3 separate regions of the Mus musculus genome follow, and all the other regions are linked to region 1. A link is a loop called in an ENCODE intact Hi-C map of the cell type or tissue named here. Cell type or tissue: heart. All regions are shown on one strand.

What was found. Peaks named below come from ENCODE experiments on the same cell type or tissue, not always from the same donor. Only the 100,000 strongest peaks of a DNase experiment are listed, where the experiment ranks them.
Region 2: a loop joins it to region 1, with 2.3 times the contacts of the local background. A loop is called at or near these places in 6 of 42 quality-filtered maps.
Region 3: it touches region 1 in a loop (3.0-fold over the local background); 3 of 42 quality-filtered maps call a loop at or near these places.

The regions. Positions count from the first base shown.
Region 1 is chr17:36,992,484-37,000,483 of GRCm38, forward strand. It overlaps a transcript of H2-M5 not described here. Among named protein-coding and RNA genes, the nearest start is that of Zfp57, 6.0 kb to the right of the region's middle. In heart, a CTCF peak has its summit at 4,721 (motif pointing left); a DNase peak (open chromatin) is centred at 4,718.
Region 2 is chr17:36,944,035-36,952,034 of GRCm38, forward strand. Rnf39 (ring finger protein 39) reads left to right here. Exons shown (of 4, transcript NM_001099632.1): 2 at 1,140-1,162; 3 at 1,370-1,461; 4 at 3,022-3,952. The coding sequence ends at 3,602. Ppp1r11 (protein phosphatase 1, regulatory inhibitor subunit 11) reads right to left here and starts at 7,758. Exons shown (of 3, transcript NM_029632.3): 1 at 7,389-7,758; 2 at 5,843-5,951; 3 at 4,321-5,520. The coding sequence starts at 7,472. The coding sequence ends at 5,318. It overlaps Gm33595 (a long non-coding RNA gene), which reads right to left and starts at 3,048. Exons shown (of 2, transcript XR_385575.3): 1 at 2,322-3,048; 2 at 663-1,126. In heart, CTCF peaks have their summits at 557 (motif pointing left) and 3,379; DNase peaks (open chromatin) are centred at 237, 3,367 and 7,727; H3K4me3 peaks cover 2,669 bases; H3K27ac peaks cover 1,831 bases; H3K27me3 peaks cover 2,946 bases.
Region 3 is chr17:36,888,302-36,896,301 of GRCm38, forward strand. Trim40 (tripartite motif-containing 40) reads right to left here and starts at 1,824. Exons shown (of 6, transcript NM_001033235.3): 1 at 1,676-1,824; 2 at 545-1,392. The coding sequence starts at 883. In heart, a CTCF peak has its summit at 4,205 (motif pointing right); no DNase peak of the experiment used is centred here; H3K27me3 peaks cover 1,078 bases.

The sequences.
Region 1 (8,000 bases):
CCTGTCATGTGCCGCTCTGTTCTAACCTACTAAATCAAGATAACTTTCCAAAACAGCAATAAGTAGGAAGTGTGAGGTCTGCTCTGAGGACATGGAAGTAAAACCACTTCCTTAGGATCTTATATGGTAACATCAAATTTATATAACAAAATTCTCTCTAAATATACACTGGTGAGAAGTCAGAGAACAAAAAGAGCCTGCAACGCTAAGAGTGCCTGATACAACTTGGCTGTGATAGCTAGACAATTAAATAGGTTGTTTACTGACTCTAACAACAGCTCGAGGGGAATCAGAAATGTCAGTTATTCACAATTTCTTTCACCTGAGATGAGAGAAAAACTACAACTCTAGTTCTGAATCTTCTACTTTCAGCTGTAGGCTGCCACTAAGATTATCAACTCATTAGGGGATGTGGTTTTATCTTACTGAAGGGGAAGAGGAACCTCTGGAGGATCTTGATATTTAAGAGTATTTACCCTTGACATGTACTCCCAAAAGCAGTAATGCTATACTGTCTGTAAAATTCAAAGGCAAGATTTGCTTTCTTAAGAGCAATGTTTTTTTTTTTAACTAGATTTATTCACTTAATTTTATATGTGAGTGTTTTGCCTGCATGTATTTATGTGCACCATAAATGTGTTTATGCACACGGAGGTCAGAAGAAAAGTACCATATTCTCTGGAATGGGGGTTACGGGTGGTTGTGGAAAAAGTGGATGCTGGGAATTGAACTAGAAACGCTTAAGAAAATTAAGCATTCTTAACCCCTGAGCCATCTCTCCATTTTGTTCATTAAAAAAAAAAAAAATTCGGGCTGTCGAGATGGCTCAGTGGGTAAGAGCACTGACTGCTCTTCCAAAGGTCCTGAGTTCAAATCCCAGTAACCACATGGTGGCTCACAACCACCTGTAATGAGATCTGATGCCCTCTTCTGGTGCATCTGAAGTCAGCTACAGTGTACTTATGTATAATAATAAATAAATCTTTGGGTTGGAGCAAGCAGGGACTGAGTGAGTGGAGTTGACCAGAGTGAGCAGAGGTCCTAAATTCAATACCTGACAACCGCATGAAGGCTCACAACCATCTGTACAGATATAGTGCACTCATATACATAAAATAAACAAACAAACAAATAAATAAATCTTAAAATATATATATTTTCCTGCCGGGCAGTGGTAGCAAATGCTTTTAATCTCAGCACTCAGGGGACAGAAGAATCTCTTAGTTTGAGGCCAGCCTGGTCTACAGAGTGAGTTTCAGAACAGCCAGAGCTACACAGAAGACCCTTGTCTTGAAAAACAAACATACATACATACATACATACATACATACATACACCCTTTTTTCACCAAGCCAGGCATAGTGGCACATACCTTTAATCCTAACACTCAGGAGGCCTGGTTTACACAGTGAGTTTCAGGATAGCCAGTGGTACACTGTGAGACCCTATTGTAGCACTCTCCCTCTTCTTCCCCCTCCCCCTCCAAAGTTATTTTTACTTCTTGTTTTCCTATACATCATTTCTAAAGAATTGTGTGGCTACTTTCTTATGTCTCAAAGAAACCCAAGGCAAATCTCAGCCCCTGTGACTCCGCCCAGCATTTCTTGCCCTGCCCCCTACCTAAACCTCTCCAACCCAGGGCCTGGGCTTCGCTTCCCTTTCCCCAGCTTCTCTTTTCTATATAACTCAGCCATTTTAGCCACATGTGCTGGGTTATCCTTTGCCTCTTGGGCCATGGCTCCTCCTCTCTTGCCCCCTCCCCTCTCTTTTCTTCTTGTTCTGCTCCCACCCCCACCCCCTTTATGGTCCAGTTCAGTCCGTACGTACCTTTCCAGATGCATCTGGCAGAACTCTCCCTCACATCTACAGTAAAAAATCCCCGAAAACCTTCTCTTCAACCATTCCTAGCAGCAGCCATGTCCTCGTTTGCATTCATACTTCCACTCCATATTTAAAGATGAAGCAGCCCAGCCCACTATGCTTTTCAGGGCCTTTCGCTTTATACCAGAAAGTGAGTTCCTGTCCACAAAAGAAATGAAAAGAAAAAAAAAAAAGTTTGTACTCAGGTTCTTCAAGGTCTAATACAAACATGACTGAAAAACTTGTTTAAACCTTTCAACAAAAACCCTTGAGGTAAATAAACAAACCATGACTGGGATTTCTAACCCAGGTGTCACAGTTCATACTTGTAATTCTGAAACTGTGGAGGTCAAGCAAGAAGCCAAGCAAGAAGCCTTATCACAGGTTCTAGGCCAACCTCCAGCTACCCAGCAAGACTCATTTCAAAACAAGAACAACAAAAATAGCAGACAGTTGACCCAGACCCAAAGACTGGCCACAAGTGCTTCAAACGGCGGAGCTGAGCCACTCAGATGTTGATGTTGGGCACAGAACTGTAATGGTTGGTGTTTGGCTTGCTGGGTTTGGAGTAAACCACAATACAAGTATTTTCCTGCTATTTTTTTCCTTTTTTTCTATTCTCCTCCTCCTCTTCCTCCTCCTCTCCCTCCTTCTTCTCTTCCTCATCCTTCTGCCCCCCTCCCCAATGGAAATATTAACTTTATACCATTATTAGAGTATCTACTTTTTTGTTGTTGTTATTTTTAAACAGGGTTCGTAGTTAGAACTTCTGAGGAGATTTTGGATTTAGATTTCCTAATGGTACAGCTGTTACGACTGTGGATAGTGGGTCCACAGATATGGCTCAGTGTGAAGACCACCTACTGCTCTTCCAGAGGAGCCAACTACTATCTGCACTTTATATTATGAGACATACTTGAAACCTTGTGGGGATTAAGGACAGAATATGATGGATTAAAGTGACAGTTTGGGTGTAAAGTTCACATGGGATGAACTTATGATTAATCTTCTTTTTGAAAACAATTTACTTAATTTTCTTTTATGTGGGTTGGTGTGAGATCCCCCAAAACTAGAGTTAAAGACAGTTGTGAATTGTCATATGGGTGCTGGGAATTGAACCCAGGCCCTCTGGGAGGGCAGCGGGTTCTCTTTACTGCAGAGCCATCTCTCCAGCCTTATGAGTAATCTTCTTTACTGAGTTGTCTGGATTTAGAAACCACCCCCTGCTGGGCATAGCTTCAAGGGCGCTTTTTGAGAAGAGAAGACCCACCCAGAATGTGAATGGCATTATCAAACAGGCTTAATTCTCAGACTGAATGAAAATGGAAACAGGAGAAAGCCAGCTGAGCACTTTCATTCCTTTTTCTTTACTTTCCAACCCACCCAGACTCCACCTGTACCACCGCTAGCTGCTCCTGTAGCCACACCTCCCCTTCTGTGGTGAACTTTACCTTTTGACTGAGAGCCAAAATAAACTTTCCCCCAACAGGTCACTTCTTGTGATGCATCTGGTCACAGAAATGAGAAAACAAATTTTATAGCAAGTACTTGTAAGAATTATGACTATCAGAAGTCTCCATTCATTGCTGACAGAGATACAAATAGTATAGCCACACATGGGAGATACCCAGTAGTTTCTTTAAAACTAAGAAAACACTTAACTATACAATATACAATGGCCACACTTACAGGTTTTCCCCCAGGACAAATCAAGAGCATGGTGCACAACCTTGACACGGTGCAGGCATCATTTTGCCTCTCTGGACTTCTTAAATGCATGGTCCCAGTCAAACTTAAGTCAAATAACATTCATCAGTATGTGGGGCTAGTCCTCCTCAAAAGTTTCAGGGTTATCAAAATCTAGGAAAATCAGAGAAATTGTCACAGAGGAGCCCTAAGGATCAACTGAGACCGAGTGTGTGGTGCCTTGGATAACGTCCTAGGAAAAAAAAAGGACATTAGTAACAACTGAAGAGTGTAAATAAAATATGTATAAATAAGTGTGTCCATATAGTTTCATGGGTTATAAAATGTATGGTGATGTGAGATTTAGTTTTATGCATGTATATGTATGCTTGCATGAGGTCATGAGAAGCACATATGCAGTGCCCTTGGAAGTCATAAGAGGACTGTGAGCTACCATGTGAGTGTTGGAATTGGAACTGGGTCCTCTGTATGAGCAGACAATATGCTCTTGACCATGGAGCTGTCTCTCCAGCCCTGTAGGATGTTTTAAACAGAGAAACTGGTGACTCTATATATTACCTTTGCAGTTTCTCTGGGGAAAATAAAAGCATCCTAAATTTTATTTTAAGATTTATTTATGTGTGTGTTACAGAGAAGCTGAAGTTGCAGACTTGTGATCCATCTGATGTGGGTGCTGAGAACTAAATTCAGGCCCTCTGCAAGAGCGGTACGTGCTCTTAAACACTAAGCCATCTCTCCAGTCCCTTACATTCTAAAATTTAAAAGGTCATGATTAGAAAATAGTTTTCAGGGACAGGGAGTGTGGCTCAGTAATAGATTGCCTAATTAATATATTCCCTGGGTTGAATCCCCTGCTCTGTGTGCATATATACACTGTCTCTACCCCACAACTAACCAACAGAAACTGGAACAACAAAGCAATCTGTTCCATTTTCCAGTGTTGACAGCAAACAGATGGAGAGGGGAATACTCAGAGATACTACAGGATTCCTTCTAACAGCTCTAACTTTCTTCCACCTACTGCGTAGATCTGGGTGGTCAGAAACATCTCATTCCTAACCACCCTTGTCCATCCAGGTTTCAGTAGGCCACTTCCAACTGATTCCCAATCAGACACAATCTGAGAGGTCAGAGCAGCAGCGCCCTCGTGTGGCCGTGATATTGAGGCTAGAAGACCCTACAACCTCTTACAGAAACTTCCTGAGACCTGACTCAGAACTCAAAGCAGTGTCAAGTGCTAACAGAGTCTGAGTGCTTCCCAAATCTAGGCAAACACAGATGTGTCCTCTTCTTTGAGTGATGGTGGACTCTGATTCATGATACAAGTCTCCAGCTTGACTACACAGCTAGTTTGTAGCTTCCATTTGGGCTAGAACTTCCCTCCTCCTGGGAACAAGCCCAGAACTTTCCACAAATAAGATGGGGGAGGAGCCAGAGCCACCCAGGGCAAGGTCCAGGGACGACAAGGAGGTCACAGAAGTCAAAATAGGTAAATTGAGCCTGGGAGGGAGGACAAAAGGAATGCTGGGTGGAAATCGAGAAGAATGCACCACCGGAAGTTTAGCAGTGGGGACATTAATGCTTCTGGGATGGGTCCTATTGGAGACAGGGTTAAGTTCTTCTAGCTCAAGCTCTGCTTTTCACATGGATAGTGACTCATTGAAATATTAGGTTCTGAAATGTCAGGTTATGGGAGGCGGAGAGAAAAGGGAAGAGAGGGAAAGAGGTAGCGAAACATCTTAACATAAAATTTTTCATTGTATTGTATAGGTATGAGTTTATATTTTGCTTGAAAGTACACTTGCATGTCAGGTTAAAAACTATGTGTGTTAGGTTTCTCTTAAGATTGCTGGAGATTTTTTCATTTTTCCTTTTCTTTTTTTTCGAGACAGGGTTTCTCTGTATAGCCCTGGCTGTCCTGGAACTCACTCTGTAGACCAGGCTGGCCACGAACTCAGAAATCCACCTACCTCTGCCTCCGTTTTTTCGTTTTTGTTTGCTTGTTTGGAGGCGGTATGTTTTTTGGTTCTTTGGGGTTTTTTTTAGACAAGATGCCACTATGTTACCCCGCCTCAAACTTGAGCTCTTAAATCTCATAAGCTAAGTAAACACCCTGTCAGTCACTGAGCTACATCCTCAGGCTTTTTCTTTAGACGAGTGTTAACTAACGTACCCGGAGTGTCTGTGTGCAGTGTCTGACATTCAGGCTCCATTTTTCCTGTACCCTCTAGCTTCATTTTGGGACAGGATATTTAAGTGGTTTGTTCTGCATCCGTGTGACTTAGTGATGAACAAAGGTTTGTCCAGTTTCTGCTCAAGCTTTTGCACCTTTCCATGGTCATCTAGTTTCTATAATTTCTCCAAAACTTCCAAATCTAAGAACAGCTAAAAATTCTGGAGGTTAGTGATTTATGCCATTAAGGGTTTTTTGTTTGTTTTGTAATTTTAAACAGGGTCTTTCCCTGTAACCCAAGTGTGCTGCAATCCTCTCTCCTAAATTCTGAGATTACAAGTATTCTGCTTATAGGTGTGTTGATTGGGGGTGGGGAGGTGAATAGAAAGGTGCTGGTCTACAAAGTGAGTTCTAGGACAGCCAGCCCCAGGGCTATACCGAGAAACCCTGTCTCAAAACACCCCACCCCCACCCCCAAAAAAGGTGCAGATTTGCAAGTCCCACCAGGATAGTGTCTGCACCAGGATAGGGACAGACTTCCTTCATGGTCCGGTTTCTCTACATCTCATGAGTACTTACTTTAGTAGTCAGCCTGGAGTTTGGATAGAGTTTGTGTTCAGATTTTTGTTTGTTTATGATACAGGGGATGAAACCCAGGGCTTTCTGTATGTTAGCCAAACATTCTACACTGAGTACATTGCCAACTATATTCAGAATTTGGATCTCAGTCCTTCCATGCTTGCCTCCTGATCTGAATACTGTCAATACTAGAGCCACTGGGGCTGCAGTAATTTGCTTAGGGGTTGGTAAATACCTACAGGTGTTCCTTAACGTTTCTATTGTTTTGATGAAACACCATGACCAAAAAGCAAGTTGGGGAGGAAAGGGTTCATTTTCCTCACACTTCATATCACTCACTGTTCATCATCAAAGGAAGACGGGACAGGAGTCAAATCGGGCAGAAACGTGGAGGCAGGAGCTGATGCAGAGGCCATGGAGGGTGCTGCTTACTGGCTTGCTGCTCCTGGATTGCTCAGCCTGCTTTCTTGTAGAACCCAGGATCACCAGCCTACAGGTGGTACTACCCATAATAAGCTGGGCTCTACTCCCATCAATCACTAATTGAGAAAATACCATACAGGCTTGCCTATAACCTGATCTTATGGAGGTATTTTCTTTTCTTTTTATTTATTACTACTATTATACTACTATTTTTATTTATTACTACTATAGCACACTGTAGCTGCATTCAAACACACCAGAGGGCATCGGATCCCATGACAGATGGTTGTGAGCCACCATGTGGTTGCTGGGATTTGAACTCAGGACCTCTGGAAGAGCAGTCAGTGCTCTTAACCACTGAGCCATCTCTCCAGCCCCCTGGAGGTATTTTCTTCATTGAGGTTTCCTACTCTCAGATGACTTTAACTTGTACCAAGCTGATATAAAACTATCCAGCACAGACACAAAGACCAGACAGAGACTTGCAGTTCTTGCTCACCATGGTGGTCAGAGGACAACTTGGGCAAGTCAGTTCTTGCCTTCCACCATGCAAGTTCTGGGATTCAAACTCAGATGGTCAGGCCTGGTGGAAAGTGCTTTTAACCACTGCTGGGTGGTTTTTGTTCACCGTCGTGTCGTTTGTTTGATTTAATACAGGAAAACAAGAAAAAAAAACCCACAAACACTGAAAACTATACCCAGGGCAATTACCAACATCCTGCTAAAAGACAATGTCTTCAGGAAATCATCATGGCCCCTGGACTGATTTTGTTCTACGAGCATGAATCTAGCCACAAGCAGCTCCTCTCCTTCCTTCTCCTCCTTTCCTCTCCCGTCCTTTTCTCTCCATTCTCTGGCCTGATCTCTTTCCTCCTGGACAAAATATCTATTTTGTTTACAGTTTTGGATGTTTTACTCACTCATGTCATGGAGGGTGTCGTATGGGAAAGCACAGGAAATAGTGGAGCAGTAACAGGAAGCAGCCAAGGCAAGATTTAGTCTCCAGATACATCTTCCAGTGGCCTACTTCCTCCAACTAAGTCCTAGCTTCCACAGCTTTACAACCTCCCATTGGATTAGTCTATTCAAACTTTAAATCCACAAATGAATTAAACTATTCATGAGGTTGGAAACTTTATGACATAATTGTTTCTAGGAGTACCTACACACACACACACACACACACACACACACACACAGAGAGAGAGAGAGAGAGAGAGAGAGAGAGAGAGAGATGCTTTACCAATCTCTCAAGTTC
Region 2 (8,000 bases), 48 kb before region 1:
GGAAATTAGGAGTCTAATGCGAGTGTGAGTGTGTGTGTGTGTGTGTGTGTGTGTGTGTGTGTGTATGTGTGTGTGTGTGTGTGTGTGTCAAATCAAAGTGCCTCAAGTGAGGCAGGGGTTCCCCTAACAAGCCATAGCCGAACTGTGGGTTGTTATTGTTCTCAGCTCCTCCCAGATCCCCAGGCACGGGCGGAAACAGGTGGAAGCTAGGTCGGGGTGAACAGCTGGCAGGCCTCTTGCTAGTCTCCACGTTGCAGCCATAAAGTTTTCCACTAGGCCCTCCCTGAGCCCCTTAGACATCAACCACTCCTATTCCTTTACAGTACCTCAAAACCATCCATCTGGCTTTTTTACCCCTTAGCAGCCCTCCCGCCCTGGGTCTGGCTTCCGCCCTTTGAAGGCTTCACAGACCTAATTAGTCTAGGTGTAATTGCCATCCTCTCTTCTTCCTGCCACACTGGCCTTCCCAGCCATCCTCTCTGGAATCAGAAAAGAGGGATGAAGGAAACCCAGTGTTTGGAGGGTGAGAGAATCTAGCGCCCTCTTCAGGCTTCCATGGCTCCCTACAAAATCTGTAGGGTCTCTTAGGACACTTCTGAGATCAGGGGCCTGAGGGTACAGAGACATAATAAAACCAAAGAGCCCAATAAACGCCACTGAGCTTTTAAGACAAAAAGGAGAGCAGCTTTATTGTTAGGCTTTTATATAACAACTCTTAGCTCAAGGAATATGGGTGTGTGTCCCTTTTGTGGTGACGGGGTGGACATATATCTGGAAGACATGCTGGTAACTAAAGAAGGAGAGCATACTAAAAGAGAGCGTGGGCCTGGGAAGATTAAACAAGAGGTAAGAAGTAGTTGTGTTGAGGCTGTGGAAGGATGGAGAAGGCATATAACAGTCTGGATGAAGCTAGGAACCTGAGGAGAAAGTGATTTTGGAGTAGGCAGAAGTAAAGGACATGAAAGAAGAAGGGAGAACTGAAGAGAAAAATGGAGCAGAGCGGGCAGGGTGTTTGGGGTGGGGTGGGGAGATGGTTTTAAAAGGTGGGAAGGTATCAAGCAGTCAGAGCTCACCTGAGGCGGAGGGGAAGATGTCCCACAGTGTGAACTCACACCTATGTTTTCTTCTGCCCGTACCAGGATATGAGGAAGACATGGAGACGGTGAGTTCCATTTTTGTTTGTTTCTTCCTTCCCACTACCTACAGCCATAGCCATGACCTTCCCTCCAGACCCCTCTCTTTACCTCCACTTAGCAACGGGCTTTCTAGAGTGTAGCCTCACCTGTTTCTGTGACAAGTGAGTGGGTTAGGATCATCAGAAGCAGCATCAAAAAGACAGGGATGCCAATAACTTCCTTCGTCTCTCCAGATTCGATGTCCCAGCACCCAAGCCATCTAACTCAGAGGAGGATCTCCCTGAAGATTACCCCGTGGTCAAAAACATGCTTCACAGGCTGACAGGTGAAGAGGGGAGGGAGCGGATCATAAGCTATGCTCTGTTTGCTCCCTCTTCGCTCTAGAAAATGCTCAAGTCCACTTTGGTATCAGTTTTGACTTCCTACAGCTGAAATAATGAAGTGTCACAAATAGGTGGCTTGAACAACCACCATTCGCACTTCAAAGTCTAGAGATAGAAGTCTGAGGGCTAAGGAGAAATCTGTTCCATGCTCTCTCCTGGCTCTGGAAACCTCAATACTTCCTTGGTCCACAGATGGTCTCACCTGGGCTTCCTTCTAGGTACCTGTCTCTGTGTGCAAGTGTCTCCACTCTCTTTTAAGATAGAAATCATCCTGCATCAGGGCCTACTGTAATAATCTCATTTTTTAACCTGATTACCTTTGTGAAAATCCTCCCCTCAAACACACGCGCGCGCACACACACACACACGCATAAGGTAAATTCAGAAAATTGGGGAACAAAACTGACACCCCACCCCCTTTAAAGAGTCTCTTTCTATGTATCCCAGGCTGGCATGGACCTCTAGTCCCTGTCTTTGCCTCTAATGTGCTGAGGCTATGCATATGTAACTCCACAGCTGGACAGGAGGCACAATGTAACCCAGAACAATATCCTTAATTCCTCAGATCTCAGCCACGTTCCCTCACGTTTTTTATGTACCCCCAGACAGTACAAGATCCCTGCTTCCACCTCCTCCCATTCTTGGAAAGGGGGTCAAGACTCCAGCACCTCCTCTACCCCTTCTGTGCTCATTCCCAAGGTAGCTCTCGAGATGTTCCATTCCTTAGTCACCCCTCCATCTCACTTAATACAAATTCCTTCTAGCTCCTAATCCAGAAGCATTTCCTTAAAGCGCCCCATACCTGCAAGGCCAGCGACTCTTTCTGGTCCCTTAGGCAATTTCTGTATCTCCTCTGACCACACCTCCTATAGAAATGGGCCTGGCCTGGAAGGTAAATGGGCTGGTTTTACTAGATACCTTGGATTCCTCCCTTTGCCCTTCCTTTAAATCACTCTAGTTCCTATCTGGTATCAGTCTCTCTCAGGTATCAGTCTCTCTCAGTAAGTAGTCTTGCTGACCTGGCTCCCGTACCCAACCCAGATTCAAGGTTTTTGCTTTGTGTTGTTGTTGACACAGGGTCTTACTATGTAGTCCTAAGGGGCCTGGAACTTGCTATACAAGCTGGCCTCGAACTCACAGAGTTTTGCCCTCTTTGCTTCCCAAGTGCTGGGATTAAAGCCACCACACTTGCAGATTCAAGTATTAGTCATCATTCTCCCTATAAGTCCCATCCGCCACTCTTCCACCAACACCACACACCAGCCTCCCCTCAGGTCTCCATGCTGGGTTCCTTGACCAGCATAGTCTTTGTCCAAGTCCAGTTCCACAAAAGTGGTGGATCAGAGCACAAAGCGGCTCTGTGCCTTAGTGTCTTCCCATCCTGGTCGCCCTGGTCGCTAGGGGAACTGCGAGAGGACTCAAGCACCTCTGCTCTTCTTCACCCTTCTCTCTAGACTTAAAAAACGTACCATGTGTTGTTCCCCCTCTCCCCTCTTCTGCAGCTGACCTGACGCTCGACCCTCGCACAGCACACCGTGATCTGCTCATCTCCTCTGACTACCGCGGCGTGAGTCTGGCTCCACCCGGAACGCCTGCGCCGCTGGACAGCCCCGCGCGCTTTGATCAGCTCCCGGCGGTGCTGGGTGCGCAGGGCTTCGCGTCAGGCCGCCACTGCTGGGAGGTGGAGACCGCGGAAGGCGCGTCCTTCAGAGACTCTACAGCTCAGGATGAGAACGCGGGAGAGAGCTGCTACGCCGTGGGCGCTGCCGGGGAGTCCGTGACCCGCAAGGGCCTCATCAAGCTGTGCCCATCGGAGGCTATATGGGCCGTGGAGGGCCGCGGCGGCCGCTTGTGGGCGCTCACGGCTCCAGAGCCCACCCTGCTAGGTGGTGCCAGGCCCCCGCCGCAGCGCATTCGCGTGGACTTGGACTGGGAGCGGGGTCGTGTGGCCTTCTATGACGGCCGCTCATTGGACTTGCTCTTCGCCTTCCAGGCGCCGGGCCCGCTCGGGGAGCGTGTCTTCCCCCTGCTCTGCACTTGTGACCCGCGTACCCCGCTGCGTATCTTGCCTGGAGAAGCCTGAGCCTCAGGTCTCTAGCTCCTACCCTACCGCAGTAGTCCAGATGGCCTCGAGGCTACTTCTGTCCCTTGCACAAATCCCCACCTGTTTCAGTGACCTTGTCTGTAACACCTATCGGAACAGGAGTATTAATAAGCACCCTTTGTCCACTCACATTCTCCCAAATCAAAACCTCAACTGGCTTGTACATTCGTGCCTTTAAGCCAGTCTAGTCCCGAGTCTCCATGACCTAAGACCTTTTTCTTGAGTCCTCTTTCCGTACCATTCTAGGCCAGGCTAGAGAAAGAGGCTCTGTTTGTACCACCAGTGTTGGGAAACAGTCCTAATTTACCTCCAATCCCAAAAGGCTCAGGGCATGATGCACAGCAGGAAGTCTGCAGCTTCCTGCTCATGTCCACTCTGAGGATTCTCAGAGGAAAAAAAAAAGTCTTCCTAAGACATTTAACTCATAACCTAAGCCGCGCAGCTCAAACCTGAAGCCTAGAACATAAATTCTAGGATATGTATGCAAGCCAGTCTATACTCAACCTTTCATTTATGACTGTTTCCTCTGCTCGTGGCCTTTTCCCATTGAACACCCTCTTGGAACTTTATCTTGCACATAAAAGAACTAATGGTGCTACCTCCTTCCTCAACCCGGGAGCAACTCAGGCACCCCAAACATTCTGTATAGTCTCCCATCCTTCCCTTGTGTATAAATGGGCCTGTATTTAACACACTGTGCAATGTTGGGTTATTTATTTTGTGCATCTGTGGCAATAAATGAGATCTAAGTGGTGCCATGGGTTTTGCTGATTTCTGTACTGTGCACAGCCAGAGGCCTGGAGGGCAGTACCCAGATCCTAGCACCAGCCGGGGAGGGCTGAGAGAGCAAGACACCTGGGTTGGCAGACACCAAAGCCTAGGCAGGAAAGGGTAGGAGCATACTGCAGGGGCCTGTCCCCTCATCTCTTTGCTTTCTCCCTCTTTCCTTTTAGGGACCCAGGCCCCTAGGACACCAATGCTGAAGCTCAAAGATTAAAGGCTGAGAAAATCATTGGCTCTAAGTCAGTGGTCTCAGCCAGCTTTGTCAGAAATGTTATATTCAGGACATGGCTATTTTTTTTTTTTTTTTGGTTCCACTTTCCATTAGGTGTGAATGACAAAGACCTCTCCTAACTCCTTTGGAGAGCCATAAGGGGTAAGAGGAGCAGAAGGGCCAGGGAACCCTATAGTCTCCACACAACCTTACATCCCACAGGCAAGAACTAAGATTTAGGAAAACTGCATCAGTAGAAGAACCATAAGCCAGGATTAATACGCAGAACTGGGGTGCAAGATTGCCTGGCATCTGATTGGAGCCCTGGCAGTGAAAGCTGGGACCGTTGAAAACCCAGTTGAAGTGCTTGGGACTCAAGCTGAGGGTGCAGGTGGCCAAGATACTGGATCCCAGGACAGGTAGTTTGGCAGTGAGAACAAAAGGGATAGACTGGGACCAAGATGCCTGGATCCCAGGCATGGGAGCAAACTGTAGGGAAGCAGGGGCTGGGAGAACCCAGAAGCCTGGGTTCTGGAACAGCAGCAAGTCAGAATTCCAGGATCTGTATCCACCCTCCTCTTCCTCTTCTCTATCACTCAGGAGACGGAAGAAGGGGGCAGGAGAACGGAGGCAATGGGTGGAGTCCCCATGTCAGATGGATATATTTGGGGCAGGCAGACACATGAATGGTGAGAGGGATTTAGTGCTGCATAGGTCCTGGAGGGGGCTTAGAGGGATCAGGAGGCTGTGGAGGAGTGGTTGGGGTGGGTGCTGGGGTTGTAGGACGCCGTCCTTTGCGGTGACCCCGTACACAGTGCTTATGACTACAGCCTTCTTCTTCATCCTCATCACTCTCGGTGGAGCTCTCGCCAAAGGCCCGAGGCTTCTCATAAATACAGCAGCCTGAATGGAGAGAGAGAAAGCCAGCTAAGAAGGATGAAGAGCAGTGTTCAGTCAGTTTCATTTCCACCAGATCTGTGTGAAAACCTCTCCCTACTTTTCTGGAATCCAGCTGCCTTAGCCTCTTCCCCCAGGAATTCAAGAGAGAGTCGGAAAAACCTGACTCCCATTCTGCCATGGCTTGCCCCCGCCCCCACCCCTAACTCCAGGCAGTTGGTACCGCATAGTTTTATTCCCACCTATTTTTCTTTCCAACCAAGAACTCGATAGAGCTATAAAGCAACAGTGAGATGGTGGCCAGGGACACTGGGCCACCCACACTCACATTTCGACGAGCGTCGCCCCATATGCTCATTGTCCACAGTGTCACTGGACCACTCCACCTTCTTCTCTGGCTTGCGTTTCCGAAGTTTCATAGTTAGGCTCTGATTCTCCTGAAAAGTTAAAAGAGGTGTGGGCCCATCTGACTCACTTCCTCTTGATTTTTCCTGTTTCCTATGGAACCTCCTTTTTTCTCTTCCCTGGCTCAGTCAGTAACACACATCATGCCCCTGGAGAGGCAGGACAGCCTGTTTGTGGAGAGTATGAATCCCTGTTCTTGATAACCAATAGTATGCAAAGAAGGCAATTCTTAAACTAGGGAAGGTGCCAGCAAATTGGCAAACTAAGATACAACCAACGCTATCACCCTTGGTGGCATTAATATATGAATGTTATTTTCTCCCTTTCCTGTGACTGGCCTTTGATCTCACTTTCTTCTTCACACCTCTTATTCATGTTCTAAAGAGACTGAGGTATGTAATCTCAGCACTTGGGAGACTGAAATGGCCTCTGCAACATGGTATAGCTATTTTCTCAGAAAAAAATAAAATAAAATAAAGCAGGGATGGGGAGACATCTCTGTTGGTAAAGCTCTTTTGGTGCAAGCATGAAGACCTGAGTTTGATCCCTTGTATCCACGGGAACAAAAACAACAACAAAAAGTCAAATGTGGTGGTGGTGGTGGTGCAAAAAGGCAGATCTCTTGCTAGCCAGACTAGCCTATTTGGCCAGCTCCAGGCACAATGACTCTGTATCATAAGTAAATAAATAAATAAATAAATATAGACCATGTCTCAGACATCTGAGGTTAACTTCAGGCCTACACACACACACACACACACACACATATCAAAATAAAACAAATATCCAAAACCCTCCTTCTACAAAAAAGCCTTCATTCTTTCTTCTCTCATCTTCAAGCCCAGGGCTCCCTAATCCTATCCACTTATTCTTTAACATTCTGGCATCTCTGGTAATAACTGCTAAACTACTAATCTCCTTCAACCCAGACATTGTCAAACCCAACGCATCTTTCTCCCTTTGAAAGCAATTTGTTTTTGCAAAAGTTGTTTGCTCATTTGCTTCTCTCCTCCCTGATCTGCCAAAACACACTTCACCTTATTTTCTTGTTTCCTCATTTCCTCCGCTTTAACACGCACCCATTCCATGACTATCTATTGGTAAGCACTATTGGTAAGTACTCGTTCTGTACATTTGCCTCCAAAACCACGCCTTCTCAAATGGCGTTTCACTTCCTCCCAGTACCTTTCTGGCTCCTTAACCCAGTTTCCGTTTATTACGTACATAGACCACCACCCCAAGCCTTAACACCTATACTCTAATTGTAACTACGGATTAAACAATCCTTGACCAGTCACTTGAACCATTTGAGCGGCTCCAAGCATCTCTATTTAGTTCCTTGCGATTTTCCCAATAAGAGTAAACCCCACATGATGTCCCAGATCCCAAACCCACCAACTTTCCAAACCCCCCTCCCCCTCCCAGTGCCTCCCAGACCCCTAAATAGACCCCCTGCCCGCCTTTCTCACTGGCTCGGTTGTCTCGGTAACCGTTGTCTCAGTAACCGTTGTCTCAGTGACGGTCTCACTTATCCCGGCCCCTGTCTCCGCCATGGCTAAAGCGAAAAGCGAGAAAGCGGGATGAGACACCCTTTCCTTTTTCTGAGCCTCAGAGATCTAAGAGAACCGGTACAAGACTCGGAGTAGAGGCCAGGATGCTCTAGCTTCTTAATCTCCCCTACTCCTCCACGGCCTCTGCTTCCCCACCCCTGGGGAAAACCTGTCCAACCCCACTTCCGGCCTTTCACTTCCGGTTGTGACGCATCCTGCAGAACACAGTTTCCCTTCCCCACCACCGCCTGGGTCAAAGCAGGCGTCGCCAGAATAGTTCCGCCGTAATGCAATAGTGCGCAGACGCTGAGGTTGGCAGAAGTGATGTCATAGTGGGGGGGGTGGGGCTAGGCAAGGCTTAAGTTCATTGGCTGGTCAACTCGAGGCCGTTGTGCTGAAAGGATGAGGTCTGTGTGCCTAGAATCCTTACCCTATCTGCTGTATCCATAAGCTTAGGTGAAAAAATTAGGTGGGACAGGGAGCTATCTCCAAATTCCTTTTTATCATTCTGTCAAGGAGCGGTTTTCCAGG
Region 3 (8,000 bases), 100 kb before region 1:
TTAGAAAAAAATAAATAAATAACACAAGAAACAACAGTAGTGTTCCGGAAAGGAAGGAAAGGGGGGAGAGGGGAATAGGGCATCGTGTACAAGTTTTCAGATTTCAAATCTTTACAAGATAACAGCACAGATAAAACTTGATGACATGTCTAGACTAGCTTCTAGGACCATCCACCAGGGAACCCAATATAATCTTAGTCAAGAAGTGGTTCTCATTTCTAGTACAACATCTCATTAACTTGTACATTATGTAATACAGCCTCTCATTATCCAGCACAGCATCTCATGAACTAATACATTATCTAGTACAGCAAGAGTAAACACAGTGGCCCATACTTCCTGGGTCTTCACCATCATAGTAGCAGGATCACCTACATCGATACACGGAGACCTGGAAACCCTGATAGTAGCAGAGAGGCACACAGAAAAGCAAAGACCAAGGCCCCAAGTTGGATGACCAGAAAAGTCAAAGGAGAGTGTCAGTTACCAAGCCTCTGTGAGGATCTGAACTTAGGAAGGGTCCAATGGGGTGACACAAGCTTACCTTGTAGTGGCTGATGGCATTTTCAATGGAGAGTTCAGTATGGGACTGGTGTTCAGGGGATTGGAGGCATTCCTCACACAAGAGATGTCCGCTAGCCTCACAGAACCTGCGCACCCTCTTCTGGTGGGTGTGGCAGATGTAATTGTCTCCAAGGACCCCCTCGGAACATGGCTTCCTGCAGACTGGGCAGCTGAGAATCCCAGAGACTGAAGCCTTATCCATGTGCTGGGTCAGGCACATGCGGCAGAAGAGATGTCTGCAGTCGGTGCTCACAGCCTCCTTCAGGGGATCCAGGCAGATAGGACAAATGTCCTGGTTGTCCTTGTCAAGAGAGCCCATGGTCCCACCTCACTAGTCTCCCCACTGGGTCTTTTGAAGGCCAGATTGTCCCATGTGAAAGGGCTCGGTAGAAGGTGATCTGGAGCAAGATAAAGTGGACTGGGGCCTGGACTTAAGGCCACTGTCCACTATCAGAGAGTCCAGAGTCTGGACTATAAGAGACACAATCCTGCAGGGATTTCAAAAAAAACTCAGTATTTGCTAAACTTGAAACTATTCCTTATACAATTCTTCCACAGACCTGGAGGAAGCAGGAGCTCCAAACCCCAATTCTGTTTTGAGAGTTTTCTGTGCAATCGTTTTACAGTTTAAAGCTAAATTTTAGGCCACCTTGTTACGGTCATGGCCAGAAGTAAACTATCAACGACAAGCTGACAGTCTCTACTGTGTGGCTGGCAGGGAGAATTCAGACAGAACTTTATGTGTCCCCTCTGGGGCTGGTTCCCTACAGGGCTCACTGCTGCTGTTTGATACCACTAACCTCTTAAGGTGGAACCTTGTCAGTGACCCTTTATTAACCATCAAGTTATCCAAGAGTGCAATGATGTCATGTTGAAAGAGAAAGAGAACAGGAGAGAGGGGGGAGGGAGGGGGAGGGAGGGAGGGAGGGAGGGAGAGAGAGAGGGAGAGAGAGAGAGAGAGAACATATGACGCTACTTTGTCCTTTCCTTTCAAACAACTTCCAAGGATGACCTAAAAAAGGAAGTGCCTCCTCCTCCTCTTCCTCCTCCTCTTCTTTACCCCACTTCTTGTTTGAGCACCCTCCCCAAAATTACTCTCTTAATACCCTACCTCAAATCTCTCCTTTTCAACTTCATTTTCTTGGTCTCCAGACCTAGGGAGAAGACCAGCAGATGAGCCGGTTCTTCTTGAATTATGCCAATTATATACACTCACATGCCTGTGAAACTAGGGAGAAGGTGAAGAGATTCCTCCTGCTTCAGCAGTGAATTATCAGGGAAATGAAAATACCCATGAGCTGCACTCACTGAACAGTGAGATGAACTTTGTGGCAGGGTGTGGCATATTTTCTTACGGGGAAGAGGAAAGTCTCAGTGCCTTTAATGCAAATCTCACAGAACTTGAATGCAAATATCACCAACTGAGAATGAGCCCCAAGAACCTCACACATGTGGAACCACAAATTCTAGATGTGTCACATGACCGTGACACCTGGGTGATGCGGAGGACGGTCCACATAATTGTCCTTAATAGTCCCAGCTTCAACAGTGGCGGTACCTGGAGGATACCACAAGGTATATGTTACTCTTTTGGTAGTTGTGACCAAATACCTGTCAAGAAGTAAACCAAGGGAGGAAGGGTTTATCTGGGCTTATGTTTGAGGCTACTGTTCATCATGGTAGAGAAAGTGTGGAGACAGGAGTGACTGAAAGACCATAGGGTGGTTGTTCACATCTGGGTGGATCATGAATCTAAAAGAGATACCTGCTGGTGCTCAGCTGGCTTTCTCCCACTTCCCCCTTTAGATCCCAGCTCATGGAACAATACCACCCATTTGAAGGCAGGTCTTCCCTCCTCACTTAAGTCTGTCTGGAAATACCCTTATTGACATACCCAAAGGTGTTCTTCCCTGATGCCCTAGGTAGTTTTACTGCTCCTCTTATAAAGACTGCTGCCCATGCTGCATTGGGGGAGGCAGAGTGATATCTTCCCATCATTTTATGCCCTGTAAACTTAGCCTAATTTGGGTACTTCAAGCCTTTCGTTCAGAATCTGCAGTCCTGTGTGAGAAATGTCTAAGTTGTCTGAATACAAACAAAATGGATCTATGTTAACCTAACTGTGACTACAACAAGAAGCATTTCTTTCTCTTTTGTGTGTGTGTGTGTGTGTGTGTGTGTGTGTGTGTGTGTGTGTAGTCACAGTTGAGACGGGGTCTCATGTAGCCCAGGATAGCCTTGAGCTCTCTATGTAAGTGAGGATGATTTTTGATTTCTGATCCTCCTGCCTCCGCCTCTCAAGTTTTGAAATTACAGGAGTGAGCCACTAGTGCTGGGGGTTGAACCCAGGGTTTCATGTATGCCAGACAAGTACCCCACTTCTGAGCAACATCCTAAGCCTTATCACTCAGATTTTTTTTGAATTTGTATTGACAATTCTAAACTAATCCTCGTGATATTTTATCAGTTTTCATGTGCAGTGGTGATTGACACTTGGGATCATTACTGGCCCACCTTGGATTCTCTCTGATGGCCGTTGGTTCCTCCTCATCTCTGATTATGTTGGAATTTTCATTCTGGTGGGAGACCAGATGCTCTAAGGAGAGTCAGGGTATCCCTTCCTTTGGCTACCAGACTAATGGACACTGTACTGGCTGGTTTTGTGTGTCAACTTGACACAAACTGGAGTTATCACAGAGAAAGGAGCCTCCCTTGAGAAAATGCCTCCATGAGATCCAGCCGTAAGGCATTTTCTCAGTTTGTGTTCAAGGGTGGGAGGGCCCATTGCAGGTGATGCCACCCCTGGGCTGATAGTCTTGGGATCAATAAGAAAGCAAGAAGGGGAAGCAAGCTAGTAAGTAACACCCCTCCATAGCCTCTGCATCAGCTCCTGCTTCCTGGCCTACTTGAGTTCCAGTCCTTTGGTGGTGAACAGCAATGTGGAAATATAAACTGAATAAACCCTTTCCTCCCCAACTTGCTTCTTGGTCATGATGTTTTGTGCAGGAGTAGCAACCCTGACTGAGACAGTCCCTAAAGAATTTCTAGGAGCCTCCCATGGGAGGAGGGAAAGGAGAAGCCTCGTTCCAGTCAGAAAAGGAGGTCCCCGCAGCTAGACTCACTTCCTATTAAATTAGCATATGCGTATTCCCTGACCTTGCTCCTTTCAGCTATAGAATTATAAGACTGCTTCAGAAGAGGAGGGGAGTAAGAGTATTTCTTTCTCTTTTGGCCAAACTAAACAAAGCCACTCTTCTTTAAGAATTTCTGTTTCCTGGTTCCTTTTCCGATACAGGGAAACTATGTGGCTAGAGGATTTAATTAACCTCGGGACTTAATCACATTCTTTCCTTGTACAGTGAGGTGAACACAATAAAGCCAGGCTCAGAATTCACTCTCCTTCTTGTAGTTAACACCCATTAGTTAACTACTAGTTAATGGAGCCTTGAATCCACCACCACCCCAGCCCTAGCCCCACTTGATTCCTGTTTTAATCTCCTTATCAACTTTTTATATGAGCTTCCTTATATGTCATCTCATGAGCTCAAGTTCAGTGTTCCTTCTAAATTGTTCTAGTCAGAATTACGCTAAACTGTGCCCAAAATAGAGCCATGGCTCCTTCAGTCAAATGTTTTAGCATTGTGCCTTCACGGACAGTAGGTGGTGCTGCCTCCCAAGTTAGGACTTGGTTTCAGAATCTCTCCTTTAAGGGAATGGAAGCTGGGGCCACTGCCCTGTTCTCTCTCTCTCTCTCTCTCTCTCTCTCTCTCTCTCTCTCTCTCTCTGCCTCTCTCTCTCTCTCTCTCTCTGCCTCTCTCTCTCTCTCTCTCTCTGTATATGAACTTTGTGCATAATGTCCATGGATATCAGAAGAGAGTCTCAGATCCTATGTAACTGGAGTTATAGGCAATTGTGAGCCATGTGGGTGCTGGGAACCAAACCTGATTCCTCTGCAAGAGCAACGAGTGCTCCTAGGTTGAGCTATTCACCAGGTTCCCAAGCTATTTTTTTTTTTTTTTTAGAAATTATGGCGGAGACTGGAGAGATGGCTCAATAAACAAAAATGCTTGTCACACAAGTTTGATGACCTAGATGGATATGTTTCCATCCCTAGAACACATTTAAAAAGCTGGATGTGGTGGTGCATACATGCAATTCCAGAACTCCCAAGGCAAGATGGGAGACAGAAGCTTTCAGGAGCTAGCCTGGAGCACTCTGCACAACAAAGAAAGACAAGACAGGCCCTGGCTCAACCAGATGGAAAGTGAAAACAGACTCTTGAAGTTTGTCCCTATCCCATATAGGATATGATGGGGTCAGTGTACACACACACACAGTACACACACATGTACATACACACAGCAGAGCAGAAAAAATTTGGCTGTGAGGTCTGTACTGTATCCAGTTGGTAGAGTCTCTGCCTGGCAAACATGAAGTTTGATCTCCAGCAGTAATAAAGCTGAGCATGATGGATGAATAATTTTAATCCCACCACTTAGGAGGTGGATATCAGAGAATCAAAAGTTCAAGGTCACCCTCAACTATATATTGAGCTGGAGGCCAACCTGAGGCTGTACCAAGGAGGAGAGTGTATCTGTGAGAAAACCTATCCGCTCTGCAATTGTGTCCTTTGATAAGCCCCATCCTCTGTCCAAAATGTAAACACCAGCTCCGGGGAACTGCCAGCCACCATGTTGAATACCGAGCTACACAATCCAGAGAGCACTTAGGAAAACCACAGAAAGATATGAGGAAAACCACAGAAAGATATGAGGCTCTAAATTTGAGCATACAGATCTCGGAAAAAATGAGGTAGCTCTTGGGACTCAGGAGACATGGAGGGCTCTTGGCAGGAGCCCCTGAATTCTACCTGATGGCCTGGAGGGACAACCTCAAACATTCAGTAGAGGTCTCGAGTAGGGCAAAGCATGAGAAACCGAACTCAAGTTGAGGTGGCTTGTGCCTGTGATCCCAGACCAAGAAGGAATTAAAGACAGGAGTTCAAGATCATTCTAAGTTGTACCGTGAGTGGGAGGCCAGCCAGCCTGAGCTACACAGGTTGATCTCCAAAAGCAACAACAGCAATAATATTAAACCCAAATCAATCAGCGGATAGTAGAACATGCCTGTGATCTCATCATCCGGGAGACAGTCAGGAAGCTGTGGTCCAAAGCTGTGGTGGTCACAGTCTTTTTAAAGTGCACGAGAATAGATTGTAAGTGTTATCACTATAACAAAAACAAACAAAAATCTAATTAGCACAAAGTATATTGAGGTAATTAGTCATTCACTAGATAAATAATCCTTATTTACAGTCTTAGGAGACATCCAAAAAACACAGCAGATGGAGCAGTGTGGACATCTGGGCTATAGATGCTGTGAAGAGATATGTCTATCTCTACCTCTTGAGTGGAATGGGTAGGATCATCTGACTTGTTAGACACACCTGTGTCAACAAAAGCATACGGCTATGCTATTATACACTTCCTTGAAATAGAGCAATATATGAGCTTTCAAACTCACTGGGTCCAGAGAAGAAGCGAAAGGAGTTGGCAAGTGCAGGGAGTAAGTTAGGGGGAGGAGTTAGACAGAAGCAGGAGCTCGGCAAGAGCTGAGTTATGTCGTGGCTGTGTGTGGCATCCACAGCCAAGGTGCTCACTTTTGCACTGCGTTTTCTAAGGCCCTAGATGGGCATTCACTGTGTGTTCACACAGTCATCTGATTTTTGTAAAATTTGTTATATATATATATATATATATATATGTGTGTGTGTGTGTGTGTGTGTGTGTGTGTGTGACATTTATTTTATGTATGTGAGTACACTGTAGCTGTCTACAGACACACCAGAAGACACCCAGTGCTCTTTTATTTTGTTTTCGAGACAAGGTTTCTCTGTGTAGCCCTGGATGTCCTGGAACACACTCTGTAGACCAGGAGGGCCTCAAACTCAGAAATCTGCCAGCCTCTGCCTCCCAAGTGCTGGGATTAAAGGTGTGTGCCAGCACTGCCCAGCTCAGCCAGTGCTCTTAATCGCTAAACCATCTCCAGTCCTGTGAAATGTATTCATAGTTACTTTTGCTGGTTCATCCCAACGCTTTTCCTTGTAATGATTGGCATCTGGGGTTCAGAGTACGAGCGATTAAAGAGGGCCTGTGTGGTTTGCATTTACTAAGGTATCTGGTGAGTGTGTATTGGGTTAGTGCCAACTGTGGCTCCATGGAAAAATGGCTTTTCCACAATGCCTGCTGATAACTCACCTGACACCAGGGACTAAAGGGTAAAGTCAGAAGACCTGTGATGAGAAACACCGTAAATCTGTGGATAAACCAGTCTCATCTGTGTCTAGTCTAAAAGGTTCTTTCTCAGGAGTGCAGTGTATGTATCATGGGATACAACTACTTCTTACATTCCTCAATAAATTCAGTGGAGGTTATTATGACATCAAAAATTGATAGAAAATTGATAAATGATAAATGATTGAAAAATGATAGATTATTATATTATAACAAAATATCTTGAACTGGAGACATGGCTCACCAGTTCAGAACACTTGCTGGTCTTCCAGACAACTAAAGTTCAGTTCCCAGTACCCATACCAGCTGGTTCACAACCGCAGATTAGGCCAGTTGAAGGCATCAGACTCATCTTTCTGAGCTCCACAGGCACATGTGGCATACATACACAGACGCCCACACATATGCATTCATGCACATACATACACAGACACAAGACACACACAAATAAACGTTTTTTTTTTCTAAAGAAAATAAAGTCTTTCAGTTCCTAACAAAATAGTAACCTATTGAATTAAAGCAGTGGTTCTCAACTTTTCCTAATACAGTTCTTTATACAGTTTACTTTAATACAGTTCTTCATATTATGGTGACCCTCCAGCCACAAAATTATTTTGTTGCTATAATTGTAATTTTATGGAGGAGCAGTGTCTCAGTTCCTAAGGCCATTGGGAATATGTGTTTTCTGATGGGCAAGACCCACAGGTTGAGAAACACTGAATTAAAGTTTGAATTCAAATGAAAAAAACACATTCTAGATTTTTTTTTTTAATGTATGACTCTCTTGCTGTCTTCAGACACACCAAAACAGGCATTAGACCCATTACGGTTGGTTGTGAGCCACCATGTGGTTGGGAATTGAACTCAGGACCTCTGGAAGAGCAGTCAGTGCTCTTAACCGCTGTGCCACCTCTCCCGCCCCTACAGTCTACATTACTAAGGGGTTGATTGACAGATGAGCTTCATGAGTACACAGGACCCTTTGAACTCTTGTTGACTTTGATAAAATATTTGCATCTCCAAAGAAAGTCTCACAATGCACCTTAGCATTGCAATAGGGATTTAACAATATACAAGTCATTGACCTTCAGTACTTGGCAGAAAAACTTAAGGTTTTCTGCAGAGGCAAAAGTCAAAACGCCC